3 separate regions of the Homo sapiens genome follow, and regions 2 and 3 are each linked to region 1. A link is a loop called in an ENCODE intact Hi-C map of the cell type or tissue named here. Cell type or tissue: MCF 10A. All regions are shown on one strand. Links, peaks and the distances in the headings refer to the core of each region. The heading gives the core; the rest is flanking DNA.

Region 1 (8,609 bases), core at 505-8,504:
AATGTAATAATTTTCAGCCAGTAGACAGGGAAATAATGAATTAAATGAATAAAATTTTTTAAATCAGTATTTAAAAGGCAAGAAGGAAGGGGTAAAAGCATAGGAAAATCTAGACAAATAGAAAGTACCAAGTGAGATGATTGAAACAAAATGAAATATATCTATAATCCCAATAAAAGTGGGTCAAATTTTCCAATAAAAAACAGGCAAAAACCAGCCATATGCAGCTCACAAAAATCAGACCTAAAACATCTGGACTACGGAAAATTTAAAAGTAAAGATATAGAAAAAGAAATTCCAAATCACTGTAATTCTAAAATTTATGTATCTCAAAGTGTATCAAGCAAATGTTGCTAGAACTGCAGGAAGAAATTGAGAAATTACCATCATAAGGTGGGGGCAGGGGAGTTCAACACATCTTTCTCAAACAAAGAAAAAAGCCAAGTCAAGGAAACAAAGAATAAAAACCAGCAGCTATAGCTATAGAGAATTCCAACAACACAACGGCAAGCTTGACTTACTGAACATATTCAGAACACAGTCAATAATTAGAAAATATACGTTCTTCTCAAGCACAAATGAGATATTTACAGAAAGTAAAATAAAGCAAGTCTCTATATTTTAAAGAAATATCACACTGGCCACATTCTCTAAACTTGAGAAACACAGTAACAAAAAGATAAACCAAAGTCTGTATTTGGAATTTTTAAACCTCGAAAAAGGGGTAAAAGAAGATATTGTAACGGAAAATTTTGAGTATGTGTAAATGAATGCTAGAAATACTATATTTGAATACTTGCGAGGATATAGCAAAATTGGTACTTCAAAAAAATGTTAAGACATATGCTTATATTAGAAAAGAATAAAGACTAGAATTTAGACGTGCCCTTAGGAAGTTAATAATAAATAAATAAACAGAAAGTCAAAAGAAGGAAACAATAAAGAGAAGTACAAACATTCACTCAATATAAAAACAAAGAGGTTAACAAAGAATCGACGCCCTAAGAATGTCCAATTAAATTAGTGGCTCTCAAACTTTACCTTGCAATAGAATCACCCGGAGTGCTTCTTAAAGCAAGGACTACTTGGCCGTATCCCTGAAATTCTGATTCAGCAGGTCCAGGACAGGTCCAAGATTCTGCATTGCTAACAAACACCCAGGTGATGCTGATGCTGCTGTCCGAGGACCACACTTTAAGAACCACCAATATAAGTTAATGTCTTAAATTCTCACCCAAATAACCATAAAACTACTTTCAGTTCTAGTTAAAGAAGACCTCTTCCTAAGCCGGCGCTCGGCGAGTTCTCCCAGGAGAAGGCCATGTTCAGTTCGAGCGCCAAGATCGTGAAGCCCAATGATGAGAAGCCGGACGAGTTCGAGTCCGGCATCTCCCAGGCTCTTCTGGAGCTGGAGATGAACTCGGACCTCAAAGCTCAGCTCAGGGAGCTGAATATTACGGCAGCCAAGGAAATTGAACTTGGTGGTGGTCGGAAAGCTATCATAATCTTTGTTCCCATTCCTCAACTGAAATCTTTCCAGAAAATTCAAGTCCGGCTAGTACGCGAATTGGAGAAAAAGTTCAGTGGGAAGCATGTCGTCTTTATCGTTCAGAGAAGAATTCTGCCTAAGCCAACTCGAAAAAGCCGTACAAAAAATAAGCAAAAGCGTCCCAGGAGCCATACTCTGACAGCTGTGCACGATGCCATCCTTGAGGACTTGGTCTTCCCAAGCGAAATTGTGGGCAAGAGAATCCGCGTGAAACTAGATGGCAGCCGGCTCATAAAGGTTCATTTGGACAAAGCACAGCAGAACAATGTGGAACACAAGGTTGAAACTTTTTCTGGTGTCTATAAGAAGCTCACGGGCAAGGATGTTAATTTTGAATTCCCAGAGTTTCAATTACAAACAAAAATGACTACATAAAAATATATATTCACACACATTTATCTTCTCTCTTTTCTGATACTCTGTTAAAATACAAACGTAAGTAATAATGAGATCAGGAGAGACACATCAGCAGGTGAGAAATTACAAAATTCTGGAAGAAAGCAGTTGGAATAGTGGTAGCAGAAGTGCACAGCGAAGAAAAACGCAGGTTTCTTACAAAATAATACGGATACTGGATTACTTCTGACAGAAACCCAGACAGGATCAGAATCCATCTAAGATGTGTGACATCAGACTAAGAAGGATTCAAGGATTGGGGAAGGCAGAGAAAGTAGCACAAAAAATTATCAGTGAAATACTCAAGAAAGTAATTTGGCTTCAAGTACCTTAGCATCTACTTGGAGAGAGATATATACAAGTAAAGACAATTATCAAACTCAGGCAATCTGGGTAATTCGGAATGTTGGGAGTGATTTTATGAAAAAAAAATAATTTGACCTAATATTTAAAAATATATGTTATATGGGTAGTGTATGTTTCTTAAAGTTGTTTTTTAATGCTTCACCTTCCAAAGTATTTTGTATCATTGATGAGTATTAAGGTTAGGTTACAAAACTTACTGAATTGCTAAGGAGAATTACTAATTTTAAGTATTTGATTTAAAAATTAGGATTTGAGGCCGGGCGCGGTGGCTCACGCCTGTAATCCCACCACTCTGGGAGGCCGAGGCGGGCAGATCACGAGGTCAGGAGATCGAGACCATCCTGGCTAACATGGTGAAACCCCATCTCTACTAAAAATACAAAAAAAATTAGCTGGGTGTGGTGGCGGGCACCTGTAGTCCCAGCTACTGGGGAGGCAGGAGAATGGCGTGAACCCGGGAGGCGGAGCTTGCAGTGAGCCGAGATCGCGCCACTGTACTCCAGCCGGGGCAACAGAGCGAGACTCCATCTCAAAAAAAAAAAATTAGGATTTGAGATGTAATCATAGCTTCCATAGGCAAGCAAGAAAAGTAGATAATAGAAGAAATATTTTATTAGCAAAAGATATTCAAGTAATGTGTATATATTCAAAGCAATGTATTTTTACTCCAAAGACCATAAAGTCCAAAAACCACCTGAGCCATACTATACCCTTGTAGATGTTTGGTATTAGGAAAGATTCAAAATAGGCCAGGCGTGGTGGCTTACGCCTGTAATCCCAGCACTTTGGGAGGCCCAGGCAGGCGGATCACGAGGTCAGGAGATCGAGACCATCCTGGCTAACATGGTGAAACCCCGTCTCTACTAAAAACACAAAAAATTAGCTGGGCGTGGTGGCGGGCGCCTGTAGTCCCAGCTACTCGGGAGGCTGAGGCAGGAGAATGGTGTGAACCCAGGAGGCGGAGCTTGCAGTGAGCTGAGACCGTGCCACTGGCCTCCAGCATGGGAGACAGAGTGAGACTCCATCTCAAAAAAAAAAAAAAAAAAAAAAGATTCACAATAAATTTGTCAACCTATAACTAGAAGGAAAAAAATTAAAGAATTAACTTTAAAGTATTCATAATAAGATATTTAGTTGTACTGTTGTACTTGGGTGTTTATATTTCCTTAATTCTTGCTCTAAATCATATATCATTCTTATACAACAGTGGAGGAACATTTAAAATATTCCTCCCTTACATTTCACAAATAAATGAAGGAGACTCAGAGGTATTAAATTAATCCATTGATTGTTGTGCTCTTATTTCAATAAAGATTTTAGTTTAAAGAGAAAATTTAACAGCAATTAGGTTTTTACAAGGTGATATACAATTAAATTTAGCTTATTTTAAAAGAAACCTTTGTGTAGTGAAGGTTGGCAACACTCTGGTGATAAACACCCAAATTGCACTGCTTCTTAAGAAAAAATTAATAAAAGAGTGGGGCATGGTGGCTCACGCCTGTAATCCCAGCACTTTGGGAGGCCAAGACAGGCAGATCTCTTGAGGTCAGGAGTTTGAGACCAGCCTGGGCAACATGATGAAACCCTGTCTCCACTAAAAATACAATAAATTTAGCTGGGTGTGGTGGCGGCTGCCTGTAACCCCAGCTACTCGGGAGGCTGAGGCAGGAGAATTGCTTGAACCCAGGAGGCGGAGATTGCAGTAAGCCAAGATTGCGCCACTGCACTCCAGCCTAGGCAACAGAGGAAGACTCCATCTCAAAAAAAAAAAAAAAAGAAAAGAAAAAGAAAGAGAAAGAAAAAGAATAAGAAAAAATTAATAAAAGTTTCATGTGTGCTAGTTTTACAAATGCAAAACGTAAGTGACGAGAAATGTTGTATGATAATTGTAATCAATTCTCCATCTTCATGGGTTTTTCTCTCCCCTGAGGACATTTTCTTAGTCATCTACATGATCAGCACGCTTTTTACACATTTTAGGAAAAAATAAGCAGAAAGTACATAACACCTTTTTTTTGAAGTTTCAAAGTCCTGGGGCATTTGATTATCATCCCATTTCTACCCTTCTTGCTTTTTCTTCCCCACTCTCTCGTGCAGCTTCTACTTCTGCCAGTGTTGTAGTGCGACACACAGGTACAATCGTTGGTGTCCTCTGTTCTTCGGAATTTATTTTGAGAAATCAGATAGATTTTCTGGTTAGACATTTCCCAAGACAGCTTGTTTTTCTTTCATTTTTCTCAATAAAAGACCAAACTACCTCACATATTTGGGCATTTATGTCCATAGTTTGAAGCGCCTACCCACTGGAGCACAACTCTTATTTCACGTGGCTCCCCAACATATCTGTTCATCAGAATTGAATTCGTTGCCTTCGAGCATTTTGAATATTTTCTATTTCCCTCCTATCTCTTGGTATTTCTGTTGGGTTGAATACAGATGAGACGCTTGTGTGCTGGTGCCACCTATTGTTAGCAAAGTAGATGTGACTATGATGCTTGCTAACGAGACTACACATTGAACTAATACTGACTCTGACTACAAAACGGCAAAACGATAGAACAAAAATCTTATTTTTAATCTATTATAAAAGCACTACTGGAGTAGATGAAGATACTAAGTAGTTATATTTTATCTTTATTTTTATTTAATATGTACAAAGACTGGCTGTCTTTACATGGTGGCTCACACCTGTAATTCCAGCACTTTGGGAGGCCAAGGCAGCAGGATCACTTGAGCCCAGGAGTTTGAGACCTGCCTGGGCAACACAGCAAGACCTCATCTCTATTAAAACAAAAAAAAATTTATTTAAAAAATGTTTTAAAAAAGATTTATGAAGACTATTTTCAGTTTTTCCATTTTCAGTTGGACTAATTATATGACAATAGTGAGCATAAACACATATTCCAAGCACAGAAAAGCAATTAAAATTCAAATAGGCTGAGTGCGGTGGCTCAGGCCTGTAATCCCAGCACTTTGGGAGGCCCAGGCAGGCAGATCACGAGGTCAGGAGATCGAGACCATCCTGGCTAACATGGTGAAACCCCGTCTCTACTAAAAGTACAAAATAAAATTAGCCAGGCATGGTGGCGGGCGCCTGTAGTCCCAGCTACTCAGGAGGCTGAGGCAGGAGAATGGCGTGAACCCGGGAGGCGGAGCTTGCAGTGAGCTGAGATCGCGCCACTGCACTCCAGCCTAGGCTGCAGAGGGAGACTCTGTCTCAAAAAAAAAAAAAGAAAAAAAAAGCTAAGTAATTAAGTGTATCACGTATGTATAGACAAAATTTTCAATGTTGTAGTCAATTCAAAAACATATAAGGCATTTTGTATTGGTATCAAGTTGTCAACTATGATAACATACTTTGATAATTTTTTCATTTAAACCCAAAAAGTTGGCTCAACATTTTTTTTTTAATTTATAAAGAAAAGAGGTTTATTTAGCTCATGGTTTTTCAGGCTGCGAAGTTCAAGGGGCATCGGCTCAGCTCTAGTGCTACTCACAGCAGGGTGGAAAGTTGAAGGCAAAGCAGACACATGCAAAGGGGGATATGCACTTTCAAAGATATTGTTTAAAAATAAATCTTCTCTTCATGGCCCCTTTCAAAATTTAAACAAAGTAAAACATCCATTAAAACATGTTTTCATTCTTATTCTTCACACCCAGGAACTGAAAACGTTAAAGGGTTAGAAAATAAGAATTGGCGGGGCACGGTGGCTTACGCCTGTAATCCCAGCACTTTGGGAGGCCAAGGCGGGCAGATCACGAGGTCAAGAGATCAAGACCATCCTGGCCAACATGGTGAAATCCCCATCTCTACTAAAAATACAAAAATTAGCTGAGCATGCTGGTGTGTGCCTGTAGTCCCAGCTACTTGGGAGGCTGAGGCAGGAGAATGGCTTGAACCCAGGAGGTGGAGGTTGCAGTGAGCCGAGATCATGCCGCTACACTCCAGCTGGGCAACGGAGCAAGACTCCGTCTCAAATTTTAAAAAAAGGTTAGAAAAATAAGAATCATGAGGAAAGATGAAAGGCACTAATTATTTACAATTTTCTGTGGTCCTTTCCACTTTGGGTTCCATGAGAATTAACAACAGGATTGTCAGAGAACAGTAACCAGCTTCTTATAGACAGTGCCTGACACAGTCCTGAGCAACCAATCCTGGAAACAACATGGAAACCTCTCACATTCAGGGTGTCACTGAGGCCAGCTTCCCACTCAGAGTAGGGGTGCCTTTTGAAATATCCTCAACAAATGGCCAATCAGATTTTTCTTGAACATTTCCTGAGTGGAAAATGTAAGGCCTCCCAATGAAGCCCATTCCATTTTGGGCAACCATTGGGGAAATCATAGTCAAATTACATATAACTAGAAATGTCTTTTACTTGATTAGAAGGACTTAATTATAGCAGGTAAAAGTATTTTTCCAGTTCAATGGCTGCCTGGAAAGCCCTGTAATCTGTCCTATCCAAATTTTTGTGTAAATATATTATACAACATTTCAATGACCCATTAGAAAATTTTAAATCCCCCAATAATGAGACATCCTTCAATCAAATACTTCTTTCAATTAGGCCCTGAGGGTGATACATACTTCTTTCCCTAGAATCCTTAAGTCTTTTCTTACCCTATTAATGTTTTTCCTTTTTGTATACCTTTTCCTCTTTAGGCAGTTATGCTTAGTAAATGCTAATGCTTTTGTTTCTGTGTCTCCCAATACAATAAATTTACTTCAAATGTGGATAATATAGCATTTATTTATTTTTATTTATTTATTTATTTATTTATTTTTTTTTTGAGACAGAGTCTTGCTCTGTCGCCCAGGCTGGAGTGCAGTGGCACGATCTCGGCTCACTGCAAGCTCTGCCTCCTGAGTTCAAGCCATTCTCCTGCCTCAGCCTCCCGAGTAGCTGGGACTACAGGCGTCCACCACCACGCCTGGCTAATATTTTGTATTTTTTAGTAGAGACGGGGTTTCAGCATGTTAGCCAGGATGGTCTCGATCTCCTGACCTCGTGATCCACCCACCTCAGCCTTCCAAAGTGCAGGGATTACAGGCGTGAGCCACCGCACCCAGCCAATAATATAGTATTTCTATAGTATAAAAAGAGCTCGTCATCCCCTTTCTTTGTAAACTTCATTCTTTAGTTAATACTCTTCATCTCTGAGCCTAAGAACCTAACCCTGACTGCTCTTCAAAATTCCAAAAATGCATTTTCACTACCTGCTGGACTTCCCTACATCATTATTACAAAAATACTTCAGAGGCCAGGTGCCATTGCTCATGCCTGTAATCTCAACACTCTGGGAGGCCGAGGCAGGCAGATCACCTGTGGTCAGGAGTTTGAGACCAGCCTGGGCCAACATGGTGAAACCCCATCTCTACTACAAATACAAAAATTAGCCGGGTATGGTGGCGGGCACCTGTAGTACTAGCTACTCAGGTGGCTGAGGCAGGAGAATCACTTAAACCCGGGAGGCAGAGGTGGCAGTGAGCCAAGATCACACCACTGCACTCCAGCCTGGGCCACAGAGCAAGACTCTGATTACAAAAAATAATAATAATAAGCTTCAGATACCACTAGACCAAAATGAAGTTGTCACTCTCCCTTCTTCACCCCATCTCTTCTCCCTTCATAAAGCTGCTCCTCCCTGGGCCCTTCCTCGTTCATGGCAAAGCAATGCCAAGATTCTAATTGCTCCGTGGTTTCCCTCATCTTCAACATCCCATAACCTGCCAGGACCTTTTGATTCTACCTCTACCTTATGCCTCCGGGCTCCCCATTCACCACATCCTCTGCTCCTGTCCTCAGTCAACTCTTCATTTTTGGACTCTTAGACCATTTCAACAGCCTTCTAACTGATCTCCTAATCCTCCAATTAGAAACTTTGGTGATTCGCCTCTAAACATAGAATTCAAAGCACAGTGCTTCACTCTTGGATCTTTAAACGTCTTTTCAGCCTTATCTTGCATGACACTTCTCTTGAACCACACTCAACAGTTGTTGGTGTTCTCCCAAAATATGGTCTATTCTGTCTTGCCTCAGCAGCTTTGCTCAAGTAGCTCTAGTGGTAACGTCTTTTGAGGAATGTCTACTATCGGTGTACTTGCCACTTTTGAATTCCCAACACAAACTCTATTACCTCTTCTAAGAACACTCCCAGTCATAATTAATCCCTTCTTTCTCAAATATATCCCAAACACTTTGAACCTTTCTTGCAGCATTTATCCCATTTTACCTTATGTAAGAGTTGTTTATATATTTCTCCCAAAACTGCAAACTTCTTGAAAGCAGGGACTGTC
Region 2 (8,609 bases), core at 150-8,149, 560 kb before region 1:
CATTATGCAGATGTGCAGATTATTCTTTTTTCCATCTTCAAAGATATGGATTTTTATGTGTGTTCTCAGCAAAGAAAAATTTGAAATATAAAGTCAGGCAACCTTCTATATATCAGGCTCCTGTAACATGCAAAAGTAACTTAAACCAACAAAGATGTTATCCTCATAAGGAAAGTGCCCAGAGGACCTGAACGCATGGGCTTGTGAATGTTCTCCCATGGACGTCAGCTGCCATCAGGTCTTCAGCTGAAATAGGCTGGAGGGAAATTCTGCAGAAGTAGAAGATTCTGGCAAACCAAAAACAGCTTTTAAAAAAAGAAAACCTGCACTGTAACACCTTTCTAGAACTTTCTCTCCATCTCAAGGGATGTGCAAAATATTTATCTTTTATAAAAATATGTAAAAAGCCAACCAGGTTGATGGAGAATATGTTAGTCCTCAGTAAAATCTATTCTTGTTTCATACCTCTTATAGATCAAAGGTGTTTCAAAAATGGGGTCTGTTTTATGTGTACTTTTATTTAAAGTAAGTGTTTAAACCATATCCATCAAACTAACAATCAGTAACTCAATATCTACTGCTCTTGGGAGAACAGAGATATTTTGATGCTTAGAGCAGCTTTTACCCGTATTTTAAGAGGCTACAGAGTCCAATAAGTGTGTGCTGTCTGTAATGCATTACTGACACACACTGCACACGATAAGGGTTAACAATGCAGTCTGTCCAGCAATAAAAAATAATTTCACATGATTTTATCCAGAGAGAAATACAAAGGTACCACATTGCTTTTTAGAAACATTTTTAAAATAAAATAAAATAAACATTATGATATTTTCTCAATATTCCCAAATGCCTGAAAAAAAAAAAACTGTTGGAAAACAAATTTGAGACACACAGTGTTAGGACTCAGGGGTTGCTGGTCCTCTCAACTTCATTCAGATAACCAGTTGGCTTGAAAACACAACCCTACAGAAAGAAGTATCTCCTCAGCTTGCTGCTTATGAGCTGCACTGCTGAAATGCACCATCTCAGGCTGATTTTTATAAAGGTCAGTAACAGGCTGCTGGCTGTGAATGCAGACCGAGGAGGTGTTGAGTACTGAGGAGCACGGCCAGAAGCACAGATGCACACTCACACCCAATCTACTTACCAAATAGAGCTCACAAACATCAAAGCTCTGCCCCTACTTTTTCTATACCTTTAAATTTCTGTTGGACTTTTGAAAACAAGAAAAGGCAGACAGTGATGTTCTTGCATTTTCTGAAACTCTTTGTGACTCCACACTTGTAAAGTAATGAGTAAGCATCTTCTTTTTCTCTGGTTTTCAGGTATCCCCAATTCCCCACCCCAAGCACACACATGGAGTCTGCTCTTCTCTGCTCCACCACAAGCAGCCACTCAGTCCGCACAGCCTTGAGTCGCTCTGTTTCCCTGCTCAGGCTCAGTGCTCTCCTGCGCCACAACTCCTGGCTCCTTTGCTTAACTCTTCCATCCTCTCCAATATCTGGGCAGACGGCCAAGATCTTTGCCATTTTAGTGGCTCAAGGAGTCTACCAGATAGTGTTCAGACTGGAGGGATGACCTCACAAGGAATTTATTTTTCCTTCTGGGTCTAAATTTTGTGAGTTGGACCCAGACTGATATTTTCTAAGTCGGGCCAATGGAACTGGAGCTATTGAACCAGAGTTGAAGTCTGACAGTTTTCTGTAACTTTCTATTAAGGGGGAAAGAATGTGTTAAGTTAGACTGACCTTCATCTGAAAGTGAGACATATATTCTACCCTGCACACCTTCCTCAAACATGCTGACACAACACTAAAACTTTAAACACAACGAAGTCAATAAATGCAAAGCTATGGTTTTCACAGCAATCGTAACTCATGTGTCCATAGCATTTTCCACTCCTGCAATAGGTGATAGGTTTAGCAGTGTGATGCAGATACAGCGTAGCCCAGTGAGCTGCCCAGTTCCCTGACTTTCCTTGACCTGCAAACCAGTTGGGCCCATCATTGTATTCACTGTGTAAATAACACTTGTTAAATCCCTTCCTATCCTAAGGAGCACTCTAGTTCCTATTACCTGGACCTGAACAAAGGACACTCTCACAAGGCTAACAACCTCTCCTATGTAATCCGGAACTCAATCACTCTACATCTCTTTTAGAAGCTCAGAATTCCCCAACTAATAGACCCACTTTGCTTCAAACCCCTGTGTGTGGTTTGAGTTTTCGTTCTCAGTAAACATGTGGGAAAGCTGAAGTACAAATGGCACACTGGGATATTTGGGGTAGTTAAGTTGACTCGTTTATAGATCTTTGAAGTTTTACAGACTTCCCAGGTATCATCTCAGGCACTGAATTGAGTTTCACCAGAAACATCAAATATCAGCAATAGGAAAGCTTACAGTTTGTAGCCTGATACTTTACCTGCTTAGTAAATATTATAGTCTTTTTTTTTTTATCAGTAGCAAGTAGGTAGCTGATAACATTTTCAATGAACTCTGAAGTTTCTTTATAAAAGTACATAATCTCAAGCCTAGATATTGAGTTCTACCTGAATGGGACAGAGGCAATTTCCAATGAAAATCGCATTTTTCCCTCATGACTTAGCTGAAAAGTTATAAACTAACTTTGGGATTTCTAAACTCCTCCCTCTTAAGCCCTGATCATACCCCAGGCTGATTTTATAGGAGAGCTGGATAAGACAGCAAGGACTATGATCCCAAGGTAGGAATACATGTGAAAAACCCAGCCAGGCTCACAGCCAGCACATATGGCATCTTTGCATGTGCTGAAAAGGCACCCCTCCAAAAAGCCTGGGACAGTGTCCCCACTGGACATTCCAGTTTAAGTTATTCCTCCCTGATGACTCTGACACGCCCAAGGCCTGATGAATCCAGCCAGTAAACCTTGGGCTGATTTCAGCCTAGCCAATATCCAAAGCTAGGCACCTTTATGCAGGGCATTTCCTAAGCAACCAAATGAAGTGACCTTGGTCTTGGAAAAATAGCTATGGCCAAGCCACAGAGGTGTTAGAGCATGGCTCAAAGGTTGGACTCAATCACATCCAAATATTAACCAGCTTTGGGATTTATTACTGTATCATTTGGAGAGCATGGCTTTATCTCTCTAAGCCTCAGTCCCCTCATATGTAAAACTGGCATTAAATAACGTTTCAAAATTATGAGTTAATATATGCAAAGTCCGTAGCAAGTGCTCAATACCGTGTAGTCCAGTGGAGTGATCCTGGTTTAGGAGACAGAAGCCTGGGTTCCACCTCTACAAATGTGTGACCTTAGCTATCATCTTGTGATGCTTAAATTTTTTGACCTTTATCTCATGGGAATGTTGAAGTAATCAAAAGTAAAAGTACTTGCAAAAAAATTCGATACTATTGTCTTTGAAAGTAATTATGCACATCTGAAGTTTTAAAGAGAGAATACCAATAAATAAGGTTAGAATGTAGGTTTACCCAAAGAGGGCAGGAGAGAACCAGGGTAAGAAGACAACAGTAAACTTTTCAGGAAGAAACAGCCTGGTTCATTCCAGCAAGGGTAGTGATTTCTTAAGAAAGAAATAGCCTGTTCAAGCAATTCAATGCAATTAGCAGACCGGGTTCTCAGGACTGTTCTACTACACTGGAGAGAAAGTTCCCACCAAAAAAGCTGATAAATGTTCATGATAGCCCAGGAGTGCTCAAGCTTGACTTTGAGAGGCTTTTTCCATGATTCATTCATGGCTGTAAAACATTCTCAATAACAACATTTCAAAGGATCACAAAGACAATCAGGAATGCCCTAGAAACATGGTTGTGATCCTTGATTAGGTTAAGTGTTTTACAACAGGCGTCTTCATTTTTTAAGAGTAGGAACATTTGGAAGTCCTCCTGAATTTCTGACTCATAATATAAAGAAGACTGAAGGAGGCCTAAATGGTCACTTCTTTCTTGTTATGATTTCATTGAAACTTTGTTGAAAAGATTTTTTTGCTCATTATTCCTGCTCTGATTGATTTTACAGACTCAAGATGGTGCTACTCATTTTAGACCTCTTAAACCTCCAACAATTACACAAAACACATTTTCCTGTTTTACTCCTCCTCCCTGAGATAGGAAAGGACAGGCTGGAAATGGGATAGGAGAATCTGACCTCAGAGCCAAGACAGGGTTGTTGAAGCAACCCAAAAGTCTTGCACTATGTCAGCATGTTTATGGAGCAATACACACATCTAATCCATATTTCTGGTGGCCCAGACAAGTGATAAAGTTCCAAATCTACCTTCTCTGCCCTTCCTCGTCCTGAGGGGTCCAGAGGTCAGAAATCTGTAGCTGCATTACTAATAAAGCCTACCAGCTTATTAATTTAAAATAACACCACAAATAAATGGGGATTCCTTTCTATGTGTCACCATCAGCACTAGCTTTATATCACTAAAATATTTCAGCATTCTGCTGGTTGGCTTCAAAACATGCTGTGCCTGGAATTAATTTTTGTTGCTTTCATCAAACAATTATGAATACATACATGTGTCAAGCAGAGAACTAAGCATTAGCTATGGAAAGAATAATGAGAATAACTAACTATCATTAAATAGCAACACCTTGGGGACTACAATTATAAAGAGAGAGAAATAATTCAAAAAAAAACAAATGATTCTGCTCTCGAATGCTTACAGTGGTGAAACTTAAAATACATCAAAACAATGTATCATCATAAGTTCCATAATAACAGACAAACAAAAAGCCAAATCATGAGTGAACTCCCATTCACAATTGCTTCAAAGAGAACAAAATACCTAGGAATCCAACTTACAAGGGATGTGAAGGACCTCTTCAAGGAGAACTACAAACCACTGCTCAATTAAATAAAAGAGGATACAAACAAATGGAAGAACATTCCATGCTCATGGGTAGGAAGAATCAATATCATGAAAATGGCCATACTGCCCAAGGTAATTTATAGATTCAATGCCATCCCCATCAAGCTACCAATGACTTTCTTCACAGAATTGGAAAAAACTACTTTAAAGTTCATATGGAACCAAAAAAGAGCCCGCATTGCCAAGGCAATCCTAAGCCAAAAGAACAAAGCTGGAGGCATCACGCTACCTGACTTCAAACTATACTACAAGGTTACAGTAACCAAAACAGCAATGGTACTCGTACCAAAACAGAGATACAGATCAATGGAACAGAACAGAGCCCTCAGAAATAACGCCGCATATCTGCAACTATCTGATCTTTGACAAACCTGACAAAAACAAGCAATGGAGAAAGGATTCCCTATTTAATAAATGGTGCTGGGAAAACTGGCTAGCCATATGTAGAAAGCTGAAACTGGATCCCTTCCTTACACCTTATACAAAAATTAATTCAAGATGGATTAAGGACTTAAACGTTAGACGTAAAACCATAAAAACCCTAGAAGAAAACATAGGCATTACCATTCAGGACATAGGCATGGGCAAGGACTTCATGTCTAAAACACCAAAAGCAATGGCAACAAAAGCCAAAATTGACAAATGGGATCTAATTCAACTAAAGAGCTTCTGCACAGCAAAAGAAACTACCATCAGAGTGAACAGGCAACCTACAAAATGGGAGAAAATTTTCGCAACCTACTCATCTGACAAAGGGTTAATATCCAGAATCTACAATGAACTCAAACAAATTTACAAGAAAAAAACAAACAACCCCATCAAAAAGTGGGCGAAGGACATGAACAGACATTTCTCAAAAGAAGACATTTATGCAGCCAAAAAACACATGAAAAAATGCTCACCATCACTGGCCATCAGAGAAATGCAAAGCAAAACCTCAATGAGATACCATCTCACACCAGTTAGAATGGCAATCATTAAAAAGTCAGGAAACAACAGGTGCTGGAGAGGATGTGGAGAAATAGGAACACTTTTACACTGTTGGTGGGACTGTAAACTAGTTCAACCATTGTGAAAGTCAGTGTGGCGATTCCTCAGGGATCTAGAACTAGAAATACCATTTGACCCAGCCATCCCATTACTGGGTATATACCCAAAGGACTATAAATCATGCTGCTATAAAGACACATGCGCAGGTATGTTCATTGCGGCACCATTCACAATAGCAAAGACTTGGAACCAACCCAAATGTCCAACAATGATAGACTGGATTAAGAAAATGTGGCACATATACACCATGGAATACTATGCAGCCATAAAAAATGATGAGTTCATGTCCTTTGTAGGGACATGGATGAAACTGGAAATCATCATTCTCAGTAAACTATTGCAAGAACAATAAACCAAACACCACATATTCTCACTCATAGGTGGGAATTGAACAATGAGAACACATGGACACAGGAAGGGGAACATCACACTCTGGGGCCTGTTGTGGGGTGGGGGGAGGGGGGAGGGATAGCATTGGGAGGTATACCTAATGCTAGATGACGAGTTAGTGGGTGCAGCACACCAGCATGTCACATGTATACATATGTAACTAACCTGCACATTGTGCACATGTACCCTAAAACTTAAAGTATAATAATTAAAAAGAAAGAACAAAGGAAAAAACAAACAAACAAAAGAAACAGATAATGTACCTGTATCCAAAATACACAGAGATCTCCTAAAACTTGACAATAAGAAAATAAACAATCCAGTTAAAAACGGGCAAAAGATTTAAACAATGACCTCACTAGAAAAGACACACAAATGTCAAAGCATATTAAAAGATGATCAACATCATTCGTCATTGTGAAATTGCAAATTAAATTATTAATAAGATATCACCACACACCTATTAGAATGGTTAAAATCCAAAAAAAAAAAAAAAAGAAAAAAATGATGATTCCAAATGCTGAGGAGGATGCAAGGCAATAGGAACTCTCATTCACGGCTGGTAGGAATGCAAAATAGTGCAGTTCGAATTTCTTACAATGCTAAAATAGTCTTACCACACAACAAAGCAATCATGTACTTAGGTATTTACCCAACTGAGTGGAAAACTTAGGTACTCCCCTCACACACAAATCCTATACAGAAATATTTATGGCAGGTTTATTCATAATTACCCAAAACTGGAAACAACCAAGATGTCCTTCAGTGAGTGAGTAGGTAAACAAACTAGTGTATTTATACAATAGAATATTATTCAATGATAAGAAGAAATGAGCTGTGAAGCCATAAAAAGACACGGAAGAAACTTAACTGCATATTGGTAGGTGAAAGAAGCCACTCCAAAAAGGCTACATTCTGCATGATTCCAATTATCCAATTCTGGAAGACAAGACCATAGAAAGAGTAAAACCATCAGTGGTCGTCAGGGAGCGTGGAGAGAAAGCATAGGTGAAATACAAGGTATTTTTAGGGCAGTGAAACTATTCTCTATGATACTACAGTTGTGCATATATGACATTAGGTATTTGTTAAAATCCATAGAACTTTACAACACAAGAGCCAACAATCCCACTACTAGATATCCACCCATAGGAAAAGAAGTCATTATTTGAAAAAGATGCTTGCACATGCATGTTTATAGCAGTACAATTCACAATTGCAAAATCGTGGTACCAACCCAATGCTCATCAATCAATGAGCGGATAAAGAAACTGTGATATATACATGATATACTCAGCCATAAAAAGGAATGAGTTAACAATATTTGCAGTGTTGGATGAGATTGGAGACTATTATTCTAAGTGAAGTAACTCAGGAATGGAAAACCAAACATCATATGTTCTCATTGATATGAGGATGCAAAGGCCTAAGAATGATACAATGAACTTTGGAGACTTGGGGGGAAGAGTTGGAAGGGGGCAAGGGATAAAAGACTACAAATATGGTGCAGTGTGTACCGCTTGGGTGATGGGTACACCACAATCTCACAAATCACGACTAAAGAACTTACTTATGTAACCAAATACCACCTGTACCCCAATAACTTATGGAAAAATAAAATAAAATAATAAAAGTTTTAAAAGAGTGCATCTTAAGGTAAGCGAATTAAAAAAATAATTTAGGGAGTTAGGGCATCCAAGGAAAGAACGCAGACTGACTAGAGAGTCTAACTGTATTACAAATGTGTGAGACAATCTAAATGAAGGGAGTGGGGGCAAGGGGCTGAACCAATACCTCTGGAAATGAATGGAATCTGTAGTACTGAAGGCAAAAGGTGCTGCATATAAGCAATTGTATTGTAGTTGACAGAGTTGCTCCCCATGGGGCGAGGGGTTAATGATTCTGATAATGCTACTCATGTATACTGTAATTGATAAATTAAGTAAATAGATGGTGGATAGTAGGAGTCAGGTATCTCTCTGTTGTAGTGAGAATTTACAGATGAGCATGGGGAGAAGGGTGTGGTAATGGATTAGATTTGGGGATATCAGTATGAACTCATGTCTAGCTTGATGTTGATAGTTATATGTAGGAATATTTGCAGACATGTCTATACATGGATTAGCATATATACACACATTTCTTTGCTCTGTCAGTTGAGATGGCCTAAAAGAAATGAAATCCAGTAGCAACAAATGTATCTTGTGCCAAAATCTTGGTTTCTAATTCCAAGGGACCAGGACCCCTTGGAGAAAATGGATGAATCTAGGACTGCAGCAGAGAATACACTAGG
Region 3 (8,609 bases), core at 498-8,497, 650 kb before region 1:
TTGTGAAGCTAAAAGTAACTTTTCCAAATTATTTTAACCAACAATGCTGGAAAAAAGGCTGAATTATTTTTTTTCTATTTTCCCTACAGAACATACTTTTACGAAATTTTTGTTACATGTCAAGGCAAAATACAAGTAGCCCCCCGAACCCCTAAAAAAACAGGAGAAAAAATGTTATGAAGTTGTGTTAGGACATAAAGAAATCTTACTTTTCTGGATTTTATGTTTATAGCCTTTGAAAGCTTTTTAAAATGTATAATTTGTTATGTTGTTTCTGTCTCTCTAAACAAATATTTACTTTGGTATTAATGATATATTTCTAAGTTTATACTCTGTTTCTTAAAGAGGACCTTGCCAACCTGGGTCTATGCTTGCATGGAGGTGTGAGACAGTCAAGGAGCATGAGGAATTGGATGTGCATGGAAGATGAGCGACTAGAGATGAATAATGGACATAGGGAAGCAGAAAGGAAGACACAGGAAGTCCAAACTACTAAAATTGCTGGGCAGGGTGGTGCAAGCCTCTAATCCTGGCTACTTAGGAGGCTGAGGCGGGAGGATCCCAGACCAGCCTGGGCAACACAGTGAGGCTCTGTCTCAAAAAATAATAATAAAATAAAAATAAATTGAAATATCCTTTTGCAGATTTAAAAGTTACATATAAATTAAGAAACAGGTCAGAGAAGACAACATAGCTTTGGAGGGCTGAGCAGGCTATTTGAAAATAGTCTGGAATAAAGACCAGCCATATTTCCCCATGAGGCAGAAACTTTAACTTTTCTAGGCATTGTGATATTAACTTTCCTTTATAGACTCCACATAATGCATCATGAGAATAGTACCATCTTATCAGTTAAAAGAACACATACTCTAAAAGCATTTACTAAAATTTAATTAATAGCATTTAGTAAATTTAATTTAGCGTAATAAAACCTGATAATGTAGAAAGTTATTGCCTGGGTTTTTTAAATTTTTATGTCATTTTCCCTGAAAAAATATTAAAGAGCAAAGTAATGCCTATATATGCGTAATAGAATTAAAAGTTTCTAACAGAAAAACTTAAAAGGCATCTCTGAGGATTAAAATGTAGAGACTATGATCATATTTTAAAATTTATATTTACTTATTTTTGAGTAAACAATAATATATTTACATGTTTCATAAATCAATGAGAACAAAACTTTTTACAATGACACTCTCTGTCCTGTCCTTATCTCCCAGTTGCCAGTTCTCCTCTCCAGAGGAAATAAATGTTATGATTTTTTTTTTTTACAAACCATCTCAAAGATAGTCTATTCATTCTAAAAATGTATATACATTTTATACCTGCTTTTGCACAACTGCTCAAAGTGTCCTGCACCTTGCTTGTTTTCACTGAACAACACAGAAGAAATAATTTTAGATGAGTATCTGAAAATCCAATATTTGTAATGGATGCAGACTTGTACATAACATTAATAAAACAAGCTTCCTATTCAGAGACATTTACACAGAACTAGATTTACTAAATATTAAAACATATTATAAAGCTATAATGATTAAAAGTGGTACAAGAATTGTTAAAGAGATCAATGGAACAGAATAAGAAAGTCCAGAAATAAGCCAGGAACGGTGGCTCACACCTGTAATCCCAGCACTTTGGGAGGCTGAGGTGGATGGATCATGAGGTCAGGAGATCAAGACCATCCTGGCTAACACAGTGAAACCCCGTCTCTACTAAAAATACAAAAAATTAGCCAGGCGTGGTGGTGGGCACCTGTAGTCCCAGCTACTCGGGAGGCTGAGGCAGGAGAATGGCATGAACCTGGGAGGCGGAGCTTGCAGTGAGCCAAGATCGCACCACTGCACTCTAGCCTAGGCAACACAGCGAGACTCTGTCTCAAAGAAAAAAAAAAGAAAGCCCATAAATATAACCTTGTTGTTTTTAGCACATTTTTCATTAAATTTATTTCAAGGTACTTTATCATTTGTATGGGATTGTAAATTGGGTCTTCTCTTGCTGTATAGATTCTGTATATATTCTGCATATTCATTTTGAGTGCCTCTAATTTATGGAAGAGTTTTTCAGTTAATTGTCTAGACTATTTGAAGATATGCTACTATACAATTTGCCAACAAATAAAATTGTACCCTTCCTTTTTTCAATTTTCAGTTTTTAAACTTTATTCTCTTGTCACATTGCATTGGCTTATAGCTCCAGAAAAGTGCTAAAGACCAGAGACAGCAAACACCCTGGTCCTATCTCTTATTTTAATGGGAATGTTTCTAACATTTTTTTCTTGCTAGTCATAATACTATCTTTAGCATTATTATAAATATATTTTATCGTGTCAATGAAGAATTCATCTACACTTGTTTTATAACAAATTTTCTTTTTATTAAGATTGGCTATTACTTATTCCTTTGTAATATCTGGGGAGATTAGCATATAATTTTTATGCTTAAATTCATTAATGTGGATGAGAATAGATTTATAAATATTAAATAGGCTTGCATTCCTGAAATAAACACATTGATCATGGTATTTTTTAATGTTATGGAATCCTATATGTTAACATTGTATTTGTTTTCATATTATTATTTATAAATCATATTGGACTCGCCCATTTTTAATGGATATTGGTTTTGTGGTCAGTGTGAAAAGGACTCCCTGGCAGGGCGCTTGGCCTCCCCACTGAACCCAGTTGTCCCCAGATGGAAGAAGAGAGTCCCTTCACACCTGCAGAAACAGGATCACTGCCCTGGCCCTGGCCCTAGGTGTCGGCCCTTGGCATAACTCTTGTTCAATCCTTGATAGCTGGTGCTCCAGCCCACCTGGTGTTTTCAGTAGGATTCCCATTGGATCCAAGGAGAAATGGGCCTATCTGGGCTGCCTTCTGCCAGGCCTGGGGTTCTCTTTCTTGTTAGGTTAGATGCCTGGATAAGACACAGGACACTGGCTCTGCGTTGTCCCTCACCCGTATGGATCCCTCATCAGTCCCCACCTTCCTCTTCCTTTTTTTGGTACCCTCCTTTGGTTGTCTCTTAGGTTATTTCCAGAGTTTAAAGTTGTATTTAGCAGGGAGGAGCAGGAAGAGAGGACTTGTTCAGACCTCAAGTTCGCAGTTAACTGAATAGATACTAGATGAAATCGCAGCATTCATAATAGTGATGTCATTAATACCAATCTCAGTGACTGCAGATTTCAGGACAAAAAAAACAAAACATGTCCTTTGCCTAACCCTTCAGTACACTTATTTTTAAAGTGGGCCTCCATTTTGTAAAGCTGGCGTCAACAGAATGATCAGAGATGTGCGCAGCTTCCACTTGTTTCTAAACATTCGTGAATTTGGCTTCTTGTCTTATTTTATTTTTTCCCCCCAACACCTCTGTGTCATCACAGTGAACACATATGGCTTTTTTCTTTTCTAGTAAACAACTAAAGATTTTCTACCCCCATTTCTTTCTCCCGTATCTCTTTTCTGCTAACATGATATCCCATAATAATTTTGATAATGTGATGTCACAATGGCCTCCTCATCTCATTGAGGCTCTATAAACTCCATTAATCTTCTATTCCTACAAACACCAGATCCTTCGTAACAAGCTCTAAGATGTAGGCTTCAGCATCACACAGGTGTTTTGATACTTGACAGTACTTAGAAGAATTGGGCCACCAATTATCCTGGAAATCTGGGCATATTTTGGTACAATTTTTGAGCCATGTAGAAGGTTCACAACTGTATACTTTAGGGTGAGATGTATGAAGACAAGTGGAGCTTCCTTGTTTCTTGGGGCTGATCCAGTTTCTCAGTTTGTCAAACTTAGTCTGATCCAATAATTCAAATATTTCCTTAAGGAAATTCTGGGTGTTCTATATCTTTTGCTCTTCTCCAAGGTAACTTCCAGGCCTTTTAGGTGAGCCTGTTGCAGTCTGGCTGTGGCATGAGTGCCAGAGAGCAGGGCCCTACAAATGCATAGCATTCTGCAATCTCCCCTGTGCTCTAGGTGAGCTGCCCCCCTGCCTTGAGCCCACAGCACTGCAGTGTGCCTAACTCCACAGCCATCCAGGCATCGTGATGGCACTTCTTTCCAAAATCCTTGGTCTCAGCCACCTGCCTCATCCCTGAAGAATTTGCAAACTGCAGCCTTGGTCTCAAGCCTAGGAGTTTTGACTCCTTCATCATTTTCTGCAGGGACTTTAAAAATCTCCTGCACACCACACACAGGCTGTGGGACCAGGAGCCTGCCTCAGTCCTGTTTGTTTTGCCTCCTCTTTCGGCCAACCACACATCATGCTGGATGCCAACTGACCCCAGCTTCTCCTGGGAGAAACAGCTTTCCAGCTACAGTACTTCTCCTGGAATGTCCTTGGGGTTTTGCCCTACCTCTAGCTAAAACTCTCCCACTCCCAACCCCACTGGGGTTCTATCCATGAAAGGAGAGATAGGATGCACACTGACTTTTCTACCTTAGCACTTTCTTTTTTATTTCTTCCATCACCTTCCCGGCCAGGAAAATGGGGCACTCTTATTTCTCCTTGCATTTCCTCAATCTCATACTCCCTCCCTTCTTCATATGGAATTCAATCTCTGGGACCCTTATTCTCTGGGACTCACTCTTGTGTCAGGAGAAGTCCCCCTATCAATAAAGGAGTACAAATCAGTGATTTTCAAAGTATTATACCTGTAATACACAAAGACACTTACTGACCTATTTTGTCCTCTCTGTTTGAAGCACATTCTTCATCACATCTTGCTCACTAGAGAATGCTATCAGCAAAAATCTTCAGCTCATGTAATATTGATTGGGGTGGATGAAGGTGTATGTGTGCATTTCAACTTTAAGACAAGTGAGAATTAATAACCAGATAAAATTAGCAACATCGAGTCTAGTAATAACACATACCACATTGTCATTTCCTGCCAGAGGAACACTGGAGGCATGTTCAAACATTTATCACTATTTAGTATCCAGTTTTCATGAAGTATTTTACTGTCATCCCTAATTAATTCTACCTTTCAACAAGAAGCTTGGGATTGGCTGCTATTGTTATTCTACTCTTATATGTCAGGGAACTGAAGCAGAGGTTAATTAAATGACTTACTCTTATACCCATAGGCTACGTTGGCAAGGCTGTGTCTTAACAGGGTTGCTGGCACAGATGGCCCAAAAGATGGAAATTTAAGTAACCCTGTTCCAGCAGGGGGCACCAGCTACATTACAAATTTGGGTACACCCTAGTATTCTGCTGGTTCAAAATCTTACAAGATGGTATACCCAAGAAAAGTATAGACTCCAAGTGTTGTGAAGAGGACACCGTTCCCTAGTATCCCTCGCACCGAATACAGTTCTTGGGATATAGACAGACTAACAAATCAATAGTCATCTTCCTAGCATGTTTTAAACAGTTCAAGACAGGAGTTCTTACTCCCAAAGTTCAACCCATGATGATTTCTATAATCTTATAATCACAGTTATACTTTCATTCCTTTCGGTCTTAAGAATTTGAAGGCCTCATTTTTAAAACCCTGTAATAAAAATCTCTTGGAAAGGCAACTCCATTAATGGAAATGCTCCGGTCAGTGCTTACGGAATTGGAGAAGCGCAAAGCATAAGAAGGAAGAGTGTGTGGTTACAGGATGGGCAAGACGGTCTCCAAGAAAGTGATGCAGGGACACCACCAATCAACTGACTTCCTGCGTCACGCTCTTATTTAGAGTTATGTCTTCTAGATTTAGTGAGTTCTAAACTCTTGCCTCTTTATATATCCCTTAGGTGATACAGTTTAAAGAAAAGCACTTAGGCAGAATTTAGTTCTAATTTTGGGTCCATTGTGAGCCACAGGAAGCAGTTTAAAATTTTCATTGAAAAGAAGGTGTTTTCAAACAGCCAGAAAAGTTCCCTTTAATTTTTCATATCTATTTGCCTAAATAGATACAATGAACTCATCCAGTGTCAAATCAGTAATATGAGTACGAATTATTTGAAGATCTTATTAAAATGCAGATTCTGGTTTTGTAGGCCTAGGGAGGGGTCTGAGATTCCTCATTTCTCACCAGCTCCCACTGTTGTTGGTCCCTATGGAACATATACTGAGTAGCAAGAAGCTAGATGACAAAACAGGATCCATCTTCCTCAGCTTTCAGAGATGGATTGTGCAGAAAGCAGTCTAGAATTCATTAAGATACCCTCTGCCTCTCCACATCAAAGAGGCCATTTCAAAAAAGGGTGTCACATAAGCAAAATGCTTTAAACTCCAAGTGAAAGACGATCTCCAATGAAGGAGTTACTCCTGGTTCTTCTAGATGAGGGAAGCACAAAAGTTCCTAGAGACATAGAAAGACCCTGTCTTTTAAACCTTCTATATTCTTTGCAGTAAAATCAAGATGTAAAAGTTGAGACCTCTACTTCTTTGGGAGGATTGCTTTTAACCTAGAAAACAACACAGCAGTTGTTCAGCATTTTGTTTTAAAGGTGTACTAATAGAAATAGCCTCCAAGTGCATTGCACCAAATTGATGCAAGATCTACATTGAAATTTTTATGTTGACTAATTCCTTATAAAAACAGAATTGATATATTATTGGTCTAGAGGCAGGTGAGGGGGAAGAGGGTAGAAAGTGCTCTGGATGGGGAAGAGGAAGAAAACACTTATTAAGTGATACATACAGCGTGTTAGACAATGTATTATAAACTTGGTGTTCCTAATAGTCCAATGAGTAAATAATACTAGCTTCATTTTACAAGTAAAGAAACTGAGATTTAAGAAAGTTAATCATCTAGTTCAAGTTTGCACAACTATTGGAAGCAGTAAAGCCTGCACCAGCATCGGCCTCACCCTGTTAAAACACAGATGGCTAGGCCCGCCCCTGGAGTTTCTGATTGAGTGGGTCTTGGGTGAAGCCCAAGAACCTGCCTTTCAAAGGAGCTCCCAGTGATGCAGAGGCTGCCCGTCTGGGGACCACAGTAAGAGCCGCAGCTGGTTCTAGGCCAGGTGGTTCCACGGATGAGATCAAGCTTTGTGGATCTCAGGAAACATGGATGCACTTAGAAGAACAATGTTAAAAACCTGGATCCTAAACAGAGTGGCCCAGGAAGAATCCAATTTAAGCCACTATGCATGCTATTGTGTTTGAAGACATTATTTGTAATACACTTTAATGGAAAACAAGGAAAGAAAAATCAGAAATTCTCTTTGGCATCATTTTCTGTATTTTTACTGTTGATAACAAAGAAATCAAAAAATAAATGTTATATGATACACACAAACACACACACGTCTATCTTCAGAAAAGAAACATACATATATTTGGAAGGAGTTGTAGTTTTTCATTTTCCATGTGAAAAATTGAGGATATTCTTCTCCAGCTTGATTGTTAACCATCAACTAATTTCTCGCTACCCTCATACAGTACAAAACAACGTGGAGAATTTTTATGAGGCAAAATTTATACCAAAAACTCCCCTCCATCTCTCCTCCATATTGTGAATGAGACCCTACAGTGACGAAGACTCCTTTTCTATCTTTCTAGATTCCTGAGGCATATTTCCGAATTTGGAGTCAGTCTATTTGACAAGTAGAGGCACATCTCTACCACGGGGCCCCCATCTGTGGGTGTGCATGCGTTTCAGCCATGAGAGTGACAGAGGCCAGAACACGTGGCTAGACTCTCGCCAAGTCCATCAGACCGTTGTTAAGAGGGCTGGAAGAGCCAAACCACAGCACCATCAATGCTGTGATTTATGCTTTGAAAACACTCCAAGTGGAGCAGCCACACATTTATCAATACTAATGCAGGAACTGCATCTGTGAGAAAAATAAGAAAAACAGACAAACAAAAGGGGTAGTAGTGCTTACACTCTGTAAAGGAAGGGTGTCCCGTAGTTTAATAACCTTTTCTATCCCAACTAAACCCTATCTCAGCATATCTTTTTAAAAAGTGGTGATTTCTCCTGAGCAATAAGCAATCTAGACCAAAATCTCCTTGATGATAAGAGGCCATTTCTGATATACTTTGGTTTTCCTACTTTCTGAACTGGCTCAGATGTGCTTACAGGTTGCAGAGGCAGTGCAGAAGTCAAACACAACCTTGGATGCGTCATCGCTTCTGGCTCTGCAGGCCCTCTCTGGACCAGTGTTTTCTGCTGTCCTTCCTTCTGTGCCTACTTGTGTCCCTTTGCTGGGAACTGACTCATCCAGAGCCTTTGGATTTGCACTTGATGCCTGGGTCTGGACTCTGCTTTTGTTCCTAGGCATTGTCTCCAGTTCTCTCTCTTCCTTTCCAAATGCTACGGCCAGCTCTGCCCACTGGGGATCCCTGCATGGCTCCTAGAACCCTGGTACTGATGCAATCACTGGCCAAGTGGCCCAAATGGAAAAGTGGGTGAGGGGAGACTTCAGACGCTCACACAGCACCTAATAAGTAACTGCACAACGAGGGTTTCATAAGGGATGGAGGAAGAAAGGAAGGAAGGAAGGAAGGAAGGAAGGAAGGAAGGAAAAGAGGATGGGAACACAGGGTGCAATGAGGAAGGGTACTCTAGCCTGCCTGGGCAGGTCACCAGCAAATGTCTATAGAAAGCCCAGAAGCAAGTGGGGCCACAGGCCTCAGAGCTGATGTCCACGTGA

The links. Hi-C counts contacts between places; a loop is a spot of excess contacts. Peaks named below come from ENCODE experiments on the same cell type or tissue, not always from the same donor. Only the 100,000 strongest peaks of a DNase experiment are listed, where the experiment ranks them.
Region 2: it touches region 1 in a loop (8-fold over the local background); 6 of 110 quality-filtered maps call a loop at or near these places.
Region 3: it touches region 1 in a loop (14-fold over the local background); 56 of 110 quality-filtered maps call a loop at or near these places.

What each region holds. Positions count from the first base shown.
Region 1 is chr13:21,621,728-21,630,336 of GRCh38, reverse strand. It overlaps the pseudogene RPS7P10. Among named protein-coding and RNA genes, the nearest start is that of MICU2, 22 kb to the right of the region's middle. In MCF 10A, for the core only: no CTCF peak of the experiment used is centred there; a DNase peak (open chromatin) is centred at 4,766.
Region 2 is chr13:22,182,579-22,191,187 of GRCh38, reverse strand. No RefSeq gene overlaps it. Among named protein-coding and RNA genes, the nearest start is that of LINC00540, 23 kb to the left of the region's middle. In MCF 10A, for the core only: no CTCF peak of the experiment used is centred there; no DNase peak of the experiment used is centred there.
Region 3 is chr13:22,275,087-22,283,695 of GRCh38, reverse strand. It overlaps LINC00540 (long intergenic non-protein coding RNA 540), which reads right to left. Exons shown (of 2, transcript NR_103810.1): 2 at 7,175-8,609. Among named protein-coding and RNA genes, the nearest start is that of LINC00540, 69 kb to the right of the region's middle. In MCF 10A, for the core only: a CTCF peak has its summit at 5,174 (motif pointing right); no DNase peak of the experiment used is centred there.